2 separate regions of the Homo sapiens genome follow, and region 1 is linked to region 2. A link is a contact called in ENCODE Hi-C data. All regions are on one chromosome and are shown on one strand. Each heading gives the region's core, a stretch centred on a gene start or an enhancer-like site at or near the end of the contact. The rest is flanking DNA. Distances are from core to core; before and after follow the strand shown.

What was found. Hi-C counts contacts between places; a loop is a spot of excess contacts on that map. Pooled maps may share reads with other maps.
Region 1: a pooled map shows a loop between it and region 2 (5-fold over the local background). The contact joins the enhancer-like site here to the promoter of XK in region 2. A Hi-C loop is called at or near these places in 2 of 37 single-sample maps with no recorded cell type and 5 of 50 pooled maps.

The regions. Positions count from the first base shown.
Region 1 is chrX:37,743,813-37,750,376 of GRCh38, forward strand. No RefSeq gene overlaps it. Among named protein-coding and RNA genes, the nearest start is that of CYBB, 33 kb to the right of the region's middle. RefSeq lists an enhancer at 1,819-1,868. Within about 2 kb of position 2,544, at least 4 of the 41 ENCODE cell types and tissues checked have a DNase peak (open chromatin) inside an H3K27ac peak, as active enhancers do.
Region 2 is chrX:37,684,428-37,690,969 of GRCh38, forward strand. It overlaps XK (X-linked Kx blood group antigen, Kell and VPS13A binding protein), which reads left to right and starts at 1,364. Exons shown (of 3, transcript NM_021083.4): 1 at 1,364-1,779. The coding sequence starts at 1,535. It overlaps LANCL3 (LanC like family member 3), which reads left to right. Exons shown (of 5, transcript NM_001170331.2): 5 at 1-36. RefSeq lists a silencer at 1,106-1,485 and enhancers at 1,155-1,666, 1,667-2,176.

The DNA.
Region 1 (6,564 bases), core at 1,294-3,793, 61 kb after region 2:
TCTGCAGTTGCTTCCTCCATTGAAGTTTTGTATCCTTCAAAGCTATCCCTGAGGGTTAGAATTAACTTATTCCAAATTCCTGTTAATGTTGATATTTCTGACTTTCTCCCATGAATCATGAATGTTCTTAATGTCATCTTAAATGGTAACTTTTTTCAGAAGGTTTTCAATTTCCTTTACCTAAATCCATCAGACTAATCACTGTGTATGGCAGCTACAGCCTTACAAAATGTATTTCTTACATAATAACACTTGAAAGTTTAAACAACTCTTTGATCCATGGGCTGCAGAAAGGATGCTATGTTAGCAGACATGAAAACAACATTCATCACCATGCACATTTCCATCAGAGTTCTTGGTTGACCAGGTGCAATGTCAATGAGCAGTAATATTTTGAAAGGATTTTTTTTCTCTACAGTAGGTTTATGTGGGCTTATTCAGTAAACCATGTTGTACACAGATGTGCTTTCATCTAGAAATGTGCTTCATTTCAAGAGCACAGGCAGAGTACATTTGGCATAATTCATATTGGCCCTAGGAGTTTTGGAATGGTAAATGAGCATTGTCTTCAGTTTAAAGTTACCAGCAGCATTAGCCCCTAGCAAGACAGTCAGTGTCTTTTGAAGTTTCGAAGCCAGGCATTGTCTTCTCCTCTTTGGCTATGAAAGTCCTAGATGCATCTTCTTCCAATACAAGGCTGTTTGTCTACATTGAAAATATGTTGTTTAGTGTAGCCACCTTCTTCAATGATCTTAGCTGAATCTTCTGGGTGACTTTTTGCAGCTTCTCCACCTGCACTTGCTGCTTCACCTTGCATTTTTATGTTATGGAAACAGCTTCTTTCTTTAAACCTCATGAACCAACCTCTGCTAGCTTCCAACTTTGTTTCTGCAGCTTCCTCACCTCTCTTATCCTTCACAGAATTGAAGAGCTAGGGCCTTGCTCTGGATTAGGCTTTGGCTTAAGGGAATGTTGTGGCTGGTTTGATCTTCTATCTCGACTATTAAAACTTTCTCCATATCAGAAATAAAGCTGTTTTCCTTTTTGTCATTTCTATGTTGACTGGAGTGGCACTTTTAATTTCCTTCAAGAACTTTTCCTTTGCATTCAAAACTTGGCTGTTTGGCACAAGAGGTCTGGTTTTTTGCCTCTCTCAGCTTTCAACATGCCTTCTTCACTAAACTTAATCATTTCTAGCTTTTGGTTGAAAGTGTACATGTGTAACTCTTCCTTTCACTTGAAAACTTAGAGGCCACTGTAGGGTTATTAGTTGGCCTAATTTAATATTGCTGTGTCTCAGGGATAGGAAGGGCTGAGGAGTGGGAGACAGATGGGGGAACTGTCAGTTTGTGGAACAGTCAGAACGCACACACGTTTATCCATTAAATTTGCTGTCTTATATGGGTGTGGTTTGTGGAAGAATTCCGATAGTAACATCAAAGATCACTGATCACAGATCATCATAACAAATACAATAATAGTGAAAAAGTTTGAAATTTTTCATTTCTTTAAAACATTTCAGAGAATTACCAAAATGTAGCAGAGACACAAAGTGAGCACATGCTGTTGGAAAAATGGTGCCGATAGACTTGATTGAGATAGAGCTGCCACAAACCTTCAATTTGTAAAAAAAAAAAAAAAAAAATGCAATTATGTTCAAAGCACAACAAAATGATGTATGCATGTATGCCATTTCCAAAGGAATCCCTTGGCAGTCACATTCCCCTTGGCCAGCAGGTGGCAGTGCTTGCTCATCGAGGTACAGAATATTGACCCTGCCTTAGCATCAGGGCCCAGCAGGAGTTTTAGCTTGCTGTTTTACGCTGCATGTGTTCTAATTTTCTCCCTTTTATATTTCTTATTCTGTGACTTGTTGTTTCTTTCCCACCACTTCTGTTCCCCTCCAATGCTAGACCCATCTCTATTATGCACCTAACAGCCTCCTCAAATATGTGCCTTGTAGAATGTGGCCTTTCAGGAATGTAGGTGAGGCTTACGTATCACCCCCTGAAAGTCCCAATGAGAAATAATGCATTTAAAACAAGCCATCTTGAAAAGCCTGAAAAATTATGACTAAATCACAAAATATTAAGTCCTAAAGGGGAAGGGAAGACAGATACTCAGCTGGCCTGCCCATGTTCACCACTCCAAACCCATGACAGGCCGAGATGCTCAGTGTGAGGCTCTGTTACCACACTGGGACTTGCCATGGCTTCAGAGTCCTTCTGAGCACAGCTACTCAAGAAGCTTCTCCTCCTAACAGGCAAGCATGACACACTCTGCCAAACCAGGAAGGGCAAGTTTCTGTAATAGGGTACACTATATGTGCAGTTCCCAGGCATTACATCCTGCATTTAGCTGCATTCCAGGGGCCACTGGCTAAGTCTTTCCACCTTTTTCTCTTCTCCAGTATGATAACAACAATGCATTAATAATAGCAGCTACTATTAATGAGCCCATGCTATATGTGAGGCAATTCATGATTCATATGCATTATCACATGTATTCTTCAAAACAAGATGAAAAGTAGAAGTTACACAAGTGGAGACCACAGACTAGGTTAAAAAATTGGTCAACGGCAAAGTCACACAGACAATAAGGGGAAGAACCAACATTGAGTTGAAACCATCTGACTTTCAAAACCTTACTCTTAACCTCCCACTCTTTTGAGGTACTCCAAGCCACCACATGTTCTCCCTTCAGCTGCTAAAAGTGGAGCAACGCCATCACCCCCATGTCCACCCACACCCACAATTTCCCTTTGCCACCCCCCACTCATAGCTCTGCAGATCAGATTTGGCAGCCGATCTGCTGCTCTGGAAAGGCTGTGGTCCTTTAGTTCAGGGTCCCATCTCCAGCATTATGGGAAAGAGGCCCTATAGTACCCAGGTAGGCAATCAGCCCAGTGGCAAAGGGTAGCTGGGCTTAAGGCGAGGGACCTCACACCGCCAGCAGGGCTGCAGGAGCCTGGTGGACTTGTGGCATGTGGGGAAACCCGAAGGGAGGCTTAGAGGTGGCATGTCCCCTGATTCAGAGCTGGTGTTTGGCGTCTCTGAGTCATCAGTAATTCTCCACACCCTGGGGGAGGGCAACTCCTCAAAGGACCCATAAAGAAATAAATTCTCATCTGAGTGGCTGTTGAGGTGAGGGAAGGGGTCAGGTCTTCTGCAGCCTGGGTGAGGTATATGAACAAACCATTCTTGCAAAAACTGGCCTGGTTTCTCTGTGAGAGCACTGTCGAGAGATGTCACATTCCTGTTGCTTTCATTATGTGGTGCATTCCCAGGTCTGATGAAGAAGAAAGAGAGGGGCAGATTGCCATGATAGTTTTGGTTGACTGCATCACTAATTTCATTGACCTGAAAAATGGGTAGCCATGGAAACTGTGGAAGGCTTGTTCTGGAAGGGCCCTACTAGCCTAGTGTTGCTATATCTTTTGTAACTTATGTTCCAGAAGTCTTCCACCTGTGGGTTACAAACTATTAATGGATCCTCATATAAATTTAGTGAATCTCAACCAAACATTTTTAAAAAGGAAATATACAAGAATCAAATACAAATGAGATATCCTACAGCACTCCTCATGTTGAGTCAAGTAACCTTTGGGAGAATTTTTGTTTCCATTCTACACAGTTATGAGTACACCGAGTCACAATATAAAATGTGTTCTTACTGTGGCTGTGGTCAAAAATGTTTGTAAACTGGCCAGGTGTGGTGGCTCATGCCTGTAATCCCAGCACTTTGGGAGGCCAAGGTGGGTGGATCACTTGAGCTCAGGAGTTCAAGACCAGCCTGGGCAACATGGTGAAACCCCGTCTCTACTAAAAAAAACAAAAAAAAAAGAGCACAAAAATTAGCTGGGCATGGTGGCATGCGCCTGTAGTCCCAGCTACGTGGGAGGCTGAGGCACAAGAATCGCTTGAACCCTGGAGACAGGTTGCAGTGAACCGAAATCACGCCACTGCATTCCAGCCTGTGCAACAGAGTGAGAACCTGCCTCAAAAAAAAAAAAAAAATGTAAACTGCTGCTAACCCAAATCTCAACTTTACCGAAAGGAAAGTTCCCCTTTTTTATTTTTCCAGAATTTATAGCACTAAATGCCCATAGGAGAAAGCAGGAGAGATCTAAAATCAACACCCTAACATCACAATTAAAAGAACCAGAGGGGCTGGGCATGGTGACTCACACCTGTAATCCCAGCACTTTGGGAGGCCAAGGCCGGCAGATCACCTGAGGTCAGGAGTTTGAGACCAGCCTGACCAACATGGAGAAACCCCGTCTGTACTGAAAATACAAAATTAGCCGGGCGTGGTGGCGCATGCCTGTAATCCCAGCTACTCAGGAGACTGAGGCAGAAGAATTGCTTGAACCTGTAGGCGGAGGTTGCGGTGAGCCAAGATCGCGCCATTGCACTCCAGCCTGGGCAATAAGAGCAAAACTCAGTAAAAAAAAAAAAACAAACAAGAAAAGAAAAAAAAGAACTAGAGAAACAAGAGCAAACAAATTCAAAAGCTAGCAGAAGGCAAGAAATAACTAAGATCAGAACAGAACTGAAGGAGATAGAATGAAAAACCCTTCAAAAAAATCAATGAATCCAGGAGCTGGTTTTTTGCAAAGATTAACAAAATAGATAGACCACTAGCCAGACTAATAAAGAAGAAAAGAAAGAAGAATCAAATAGACACAATAAAAAATGATAAAGAAGATATCACCACTGACCCCACAGAAATACAAACTACCATCGGAGAATAGTATAAACACCTCTACACAAATAAGCTAGAAAATCTAGAAGAAATGGATAATTTCCTAGACACATACACCCTCCCAAGACTAAACCAGGAAGAAGTCAAATCCTTGAATAGACCAATAACAAGTTCTGGAATTGAGGCAGTAATTAATAGCCTACCAACCAAAAAAGGCCCAGGACCAGTTGGATTCACAGCCAAATTCTACCAGAGCTACAAAGAGGAGCTGGTACCATTTAATTTTTTGATAGAGAAGTGGTAAATCATGAACTAGGCTGAAATAAATCAAACTTAGACATATGCGAGGAAGGGGACAACGCTCAGGAAGATTCCTACCTACCCTGAAGAATTCCAGAGAAACTAGAGGCATGAAGAAGGGGAAGAGTGAAACATAGGAATGAAAAGAGTCAAGTCTGTCATCCAACGGATGGAAGTTTCAGAAAGAGAGTATAGAAATAGCACATGAGAGAAAAGTGCCAGAAATTATAAGATACTTTATCTGAGCCAAATAATACAAGTCATCATATGGATAGAGTCCACAGAGTAGCCATCACCTTGAAAATAATTTCTTATGTCTAGACATATTGTTACAAAATTTCAGAACATGGAGGTTCAAGTAAATTTGCAACAGCCTCCAGAAGGGAAATATTAAAGCAAAACAAAACAAATCAAAACACAGGTAACCCATAAAGTAGCAAGAATCAAACTTGTTTCAGCAACACTGGAAACTAGAAGACCATGGACCAAGGCCCATGGACCAGGGACCACACCTGAGAGAGAAAAAGCATATGCCGTCTCTTTATGTACATATGACCATGGGAAATTTCATAGAAACTCAAAGTTCTGCCGGAAGTGGTATTCAACCTAGAATTTTTTTTTTTTTTTTTGGAGATGGAGTCTCACCCTATTACCCAGGCTGGAGTGCAATGGTGCGATCTCAGCTCACTGCAACCTCTGCCTCCAGGGTTCGAACAATTCTCCCGCCTCAGCCTCCCTGAGTATTGTGCGTATGAGATTCCTATGTTCAATGAGACTTGCTTAAATTTGCCTTAGGCCTGAGCAACATGTCTCCCAAACAGAAAGAATTTACTCTGCCTATAGTTGGGCAAGCCCTTTGGAAACATAAACATAATGATTTGAGGTAAATGCTGCCCTTCTCCACATGTAAATAATACCCATTGCATTGAAAGAGCTTTGATTTATATTTATTATACATTCTGTCTTCTAGAAACACACTAGTTAAATAACAATAAATTCAAGCAACATGAAAAAAGAAAAGATTTTTTAAATCCCATGAATATATTTCTTTTGTACTATTTTAAGAAAATTCATTCATTCCATTAGAAATAATAATACCAACAATAAAAATACGGTGGTCGGGGAAGGAGTTCCATTTTCAGTTCTGGTAGAGCAGCTTATATCACAACAACCCTCCCACTGCAAACAGCTATAAAAGCTACGTAAAATGCAAAGAACATCAAGAGGCAATAAAAGAAGTCAGGACTTTTGAGGCCCAGGTCCTAAGAGTAATAATATACATTGAGATGGGTGTGGCCTTTTTTGTTTTTCCCTGCTTAGAGTCAGATTTTTATGGATAAATAAACAAACACTGCTGGGGTTTTGATTAGGATTAAAGAATACCATTAATGAACTTGACCTAATTGATGTATGTAGAGCAATGCACTGTATAATTACAATATATAGTCTTCTCAGGTGTACTTAGAAAGTTACCAATGTTAACCATATTATGAACAATGAAACAAGTTTCAGAACATTTTAAAGGAGATTATGGTCTTCGCAGAGAATAGAATTAAATTA
Region 2 (6,542 bases), core at 114-2,613:
AATCCTTTGCCTTAAAATAAAATCTAATGCTAAATATTCAGTGTCCTGATTAATAATTCTAAGCTACCAATTTTTCCTTTAAAGCTAACCATGATGTCAAGTAAAACATTACACAAATACTCTGTGGAGTGTTGCTGCTGATTCTGTATTTGTGGCAGTGTATGTATCTTGGCCCAGGACATGGTGGCCTTCTGGGTTCTATAAATAGACATTAGTAATCCTTTTAGGGAAAGGGCCTGCTACCTCTCAGCTGCTGGCTGAATCTGCCCCTTAACTCATAAATGGATTTTCTCATGCCACATAAAAAACAGAAAAACAGCCCACCACATTCTCTCCCTGTACCTCTTTTTTGGTTTGATTCCTTTTGAATCTTTATATTCTATTTGTGTTTACATTATTTTCCTAAATAGAAAAATGCCAGAGATGCCTGAAGATTGAAATCACCCAATTTCAACAGGGGAAGAGATCTTATAATTATTTAAGTCTAATCCCTTTATGGAACCTGAGTTTCAGAAAGATTTAGTGACTTGATCGAGGTCTGAGGGACGGGGGTGGACTGAGTACATCCTGATATCAAGAAGATGGTGGAAAGTTCAATGGGCTAAAAGGAGTTGTGTTAGTCTTGGTATTGGCACACCAATAAGCAGAGGTCTGTCTTGGAATAAAAAAAACTACTTCCTTATTAGGCCCTGATCTTTGCCCTGAATTACTTACAGTTACAGAGGAATATATTTTGTAGGCAGTTTTTCTGGGAGGTAAGGACAGGTTCCTAGAGACGATCTTTGACGCCTTTTCACCACTGGAAGCAATGCTTCAGACCACTGTATTTGGAAGACAAAGGGACATGCTCACATGGCACAGTGAAAAGTGAAATCTTTTCCCACTTGGTGGTGGGTGCATGACAATATACTTGCACTTTGAAAAGCCTCTGTGTGGTCTGGTTATTTTTAAAAGGCCAGAAATGCTGGCCCTTTGAAGAATCACGCGTTTCCTCGGCCCAGAAAATAGACTGGGCTAGAAAGGCGCCCGGACTCCAATTCTGGGCCCGGGTGGTTGCAGTTTTTCAAAGGGATGTGAACGGTTTCCCAAGATAGGACCCAAGGGACTCTAGGACCCAGAGGCTGCGCGCGACGCCCGCAGGGCGAACTGCATCCTTTTGAGCTCCCGCTCCATGGCCTGAGCCGTCGTAGGGCGCGGGTTCGCGGCCCGCCAGGGGACGGTCACCACAGAGACGCAGCCGGCACTGGCGAGCGAGCGAGCAGGCGGCGCACGGAGCGCGTGGGCGTGTCCCGGCGGGGCTGCGCAGCTCGCCCCACCCCACCCCACCCCAGCCAGGTCGGCCGCCCCCACCAGGTCCAGTTCCAGAGCCCAGGCCGGTCGGCCGGGCCCGCGTGCCCTCGGCGGGCTGCGCAGAGCGCGGGAGCGGTTTGGGGCTGGGCATGCTGGGAGCCCCTCGGGCAACGGCCGCCGCCGCCACAGCCACACAGCCGCCGCCACTGCGTCCGTCCCCGGTGAGCGCCGCTGACGCGCGGAGATGAAATTCCCGGCCTCGGTGCTGGCGTCCGTGTTCCTGTTCGTGGCCGAGACAACGGCGGCGCTCAGCCTGAGCAGCACCTACCGCTCGGGCGGGGACCGCATGTGGCAGGCGCTGACGTTGCTTTTCTCGCTACTGCCTTGCGCGCTCGTGCAGCTCACGCTTCTCTTCGTACACCGCGACCTCAGCCGCGACCGCCCGCTCGTACTGCTGCTGCACCTGCTGCAACTTGGGCCCCTTTTCAGGTGCGTGCAGAAGCCCAGAGCCAGCCCCAGGCCGCAGCCTCGGTCCTGTAGCCTGATCTCCCCACCTGCTCGAGTGGAGGGAGGCGGTTTTCCTGTGGAGACAGGTGGCTGAGCCCCAAGCCGGTCCGCCATGCCCCTCAGCCCCATTATTCCAGTCAGGAACGCGACGAATCATGGCATAATGGTTATAAAGTTGGGGCACACTGAATTCCTGTTAGGTTCCGTCAAATGAAATAGCCAACATTCAACTGAAATTGACCAACAAAAATGGCAGTTTCTTGTGGTTCAACCTCATTAAAGACATTGGTTTCTCTGGGGTCAAGTAGGCTCTGACAGGATTGGCTTGTGTTGTCACAAACCCTTGGGAAGTGTGTTCTAAGCTGTGGTTACGGGGACAGCATGTACAGGTGATTTAATTTTAATTTATCAAACACATGGAGCTTACTGTGTGCCAAGCACTGTTCTAAAAGCTTTAACAGTATTTAATTCTCATAGGGAAGTCAAGAAATCCATGCACCATTCTTTTCTCTTGGTGGCGTTACGAATATTATGGGATATGGAAACATATGGGGTTCTAGAAATGTCTTCCGGCCCTGGCAAACTTATAAACGTAGCCATTAAAGCTGGTGCACAATGCACCATGAAAACAAAACTTGCTGTGTGTTAAGTAAAGAAAAACTGTTGGTGACATTTCTGGAAATTAATTTTTATTAACACAAAGCAAGTAGAAATACATGGTAATAAAACAGACTGGCTTATCTAAGGAGTTTAAAATGTGTTGTTTTAGTACCTTTCATCACTATAGGAAAAGCAAAACAAAGGCCGTCCATTTGGATTAGAAATAAGTTTATAATACTGAATTTTAGACATAGGCGACAGAGGAATTTGAAGAGATGGAAAGGCCAGAGAGACACCTCAGCTGCCAGAAAATTCAGCTAGCCCTACCAGGAAATCTCTCTCTCTCTCTCTCTCTTTCTCTCTCTCTCTTACACACACACACACACACACACACACACACACGCACACACACACATTGAGGAGCAAGATAAATTTTACAAAGTTATAATTTTTTTTTTTTTGAGACAAGGTCTTGCTTTATCAGCCAGGCTGGAGTGCAGTAGCAAGATCATAGCTCATTGCATCCTCCACCTCCTGGGCACAAGTGATACTCCTGCCTCAGTCTCCAGAGTAGCTAGGACTGCAGGCAAGCGCCATCATGCCTGGCTAATTTTCTTTTTTCTTTCTTTTTTTTTGTATTTTTTGTAGAGACAGAGTCTCCCTATGTTGCCCAGGCTGGTCTCGAGCTCTTGAGTTCCAGTGATCCTCCTGTCTGGGCCTCCTAAAGTTCTCTCTATGTTGCCCAGTATGGTCTGGAACTCCTGAGCTGAAATGATCCTCCTGCCCAGGCCTCCCAAAGTGCTGGAATTACAGGCATGAGCTACCACGCCTGGCCATAAAATTTTTGCACCTCATATTAAAGAAAACTGTTCCAGCTGACACACAAACTACTGACTTGTAGTTTGCACACAGTCACAGCAAACTTGGTGAACAAATTTCTCAGCCTCCAGAAGCTGCAGAATCCTAGAAAGGAAAATAAACAGGTACACTGGCAGGAGTGGGAGGTTGCTGCTGACTTCTTGATAGCTGGGGAAGAGTCTGGGGAAAAAGAAAGGGAGGGAGGGGAATTTTAAAAGTCCTGCAACCTGGAGCCATTTAGTGAGGAGAGAGTTAGTCCTTCCTAGCCAGGTAAGCCCTGTGGTCTGGACTGTATTCTTGCTCAGTAAAATAAGTGTGATCTGACTTTGGGCAGGGCACTTATCATTTCTTTCTTTCTTTCTTTCTTTCTTTCTTTCTTTTTTTTTTTTTTTTTTTGAGACGGAGTCTTGCTCTGTCGCCCAGGCTGGAGTGCAGTGGCGCGATCTCAGCTCACTGCAAGCTCCGCTTCCCAGGTTCACGCCATTCTTCTGCCTCAGCCTCCTGAGTAGCTGGGACTACAGGCGCCCGCCACCACGCCCGGCTAATTTTATTTTTTTGTATTTTTAGTAGAGACGGGGTTTCACCGTGCCAGCCAGGATGGTCTCAATCTCTTGACCTCGTGATCCGCCTGCCTCGGCCTCCCAAAGTGCTGGGACCACAAGCGTGAGCCACCGTGCCCGGCCTTATCATTTCTTAACATTATCTGTGAGAAGAAAACAGATAATGTTTAAGTGGAGTAACAGGAAAAAGGGGAACTGACATTTCTCAAAAGCTTCTTGTGCTAGATGGTTTGATATGTACTTACATGCCTCAATTCATTGAATCCTCACCATGACATAGACGTAATTGTCCCCATTTTGTAGGTGAAGAAAATGAGGCCTCAGACTATGTTCTCAAGCCTCCTTAAAAAGAGCTAATTATATTCCCTATGCTCAGTGGAAGAAAGCAGAGGACTGTGTAGTACATTCTATTAGTAGTTCCATTTTAAATTAAGAAAAAGTTTGGTCATCTTGGCAATCCAATAAATGATAATACCCTATCATTGCTGCCATTTAAAGTGTTTCTAAACACGAAGAGTAACCCAAGACAAAGCTAATGACATAATATATATAAAAACAGGATGACAAGTATAAACCTGAACTCAAGGAAACATACCAAGATGTTAAGAATAATAATTTCTGAATAGTGGGGTTATGAGTGATAATATCCTGGAAAATATATAAAACTATATAATAAAACAATTATCTACTTTTCTATATTTTTCAGTTTTTACCATAAAAATATTTTAACTTTATTAAGGAAAGAAAACTTTTGGTGCTTTGAAGAGATAACTTCTCAGCTATATATAAAGTTTCAACACTATAAAAAGACCTATTTCCAGAAAGTTCTGAATGGGCCATTGTCTTCTTGGAGCAAAAACAAAATAAAAGATAAAAAACAAAACAACAGGCAAACCCCTTCCATCAACAAGGAGTCACTGATTCTAATGCAGCTGATTTATTTCAAGGAGTTATTGGACCCATGACCTTAGAGCTGAGATACAAAATGTGGTTCCAAGTCTCTTAGCTTCCAGATTAAAAGAAAAGCAGTTTGTTCTTGTGTATTAGCCTGACTTAATATCTTACTGGAATTTCTTCCTGCTGACTGTTTGATTCTGTTTTAACTCTAAGACATCAGCTTTACATAAAGATAAAAATTATTTCCCTCAAACAAAGGAGAGGCATGGTGATTCTTACCCCCTTCCTTATGGATTGGATTTAATAATATTTCTAAATTGTTTTTTGACAGTTTAACTCTTCTTGCCTTTGGATGAGTACTAGCCAAACTCGTGTTTTTGCTAGGTAGATGCTGCGTTTGAGTTCATGCAGCACGATGGCCCAGTTAAACTGCAATACATTACACTAATGATTCTGGACTAAATACTACTAACTAGGCTTTGCTCCTTCTTTCCTTTAGGGAGGCATAGGGAGAGCACCATATTTCATTTGTATCAGTCTTGTATTTAAAATGGTAGTTACAGTTTTTATGATTGTTTTCACATTAAGCCTGAGTTTGAATGATACGAACTTTGGATAATGCCTTGAATTTATTTATAATTTTAAGGAAAATCTTATTGCGCATTATAATAGATACTCTAGCAAACCAGAGCAGGGAAAAGATCTCTTACCTAAAACACAAAAACATTTTAAAAATTCTGTTTATCATTCTTTTACATTTATGCTAATTTTTATAAATTAATTGGGAGGAATAAATATAAATGAGTTACAATTTCAAGGAATTCCCCTCATTTCTTTTTTATTACTGGTATAGTGAGGAAAAAATGGTACATGAAAAATCTGAGCTTATAAAATAAAGGCTAAGAAGTTCCCGAAACCTTTCCAGAACATTGCAAAATGATTCACCATAGTATATCTTTCTATATTAAACTTTATAAAGAATTTAAAATATTAATAGTCTACATTTGAAGAGAATTTTTTTTTCATTTGCAAGGTGCTTTTACATACAGTATTTAATTTCATCCATGGTAAAACCCTGTGAGTTAACTGTCATTATCTTATTTTTACAGTCCAGGAATTGAGGTTCAGTGAGATTAAGCAAGTGGCTTTTCAAAGGTTTTGCAGCATTTTCTATTTAACCAATTTGGGTTTTGTGTAGGCTTACAGAGCATGTGTGTCATGTGAAGATAATGTGGCTTATTGGAAATTATAGTATTTCTTTGGAAAAAGTATTTTAATTAGGGTCTCTGGTACCACAGATTATTTATGCTCACATCAGCATGCATGATTTCAGCTAAGGAATAAGCTCCTTCTGCTATGATACTTGAAAAGTGGGATATATGATGCTTGAAAATGGGATAAAGTAAAAAATAAGGATCAACCTACTGATTATCTACATTGGGGTTAGCAAACTGTACCCCACAGGCCTAATACCCCCATCACCTGTTTTAGTAGGTAAAGTCTTATTGGAACACAGCGTTGCTCACTGGTTTATGTACTGGCTACAACTGCTTTCACATTGCAGAGACAGACTTGAGCAGTTGCAACAGAGACCATGGCGTGTGAATCATAAAATATTTACTTTTTTATAAATACTTCACAGAAAATTTGCTGTCCCTTGGTGTAGATGATACTGAAAAACTACCTTGAGTATTCAGTTTTGATAAAAGTATCTAATTTCTGGCTTTATTTAGACCTCTCAAGCAACAAACAAATAAAAAACCAAAAAATAAGAACAGATTTTGAGTAATTAGATGAGTCTTGCAGAATTCCAAGAATAGTAGTTTGTTT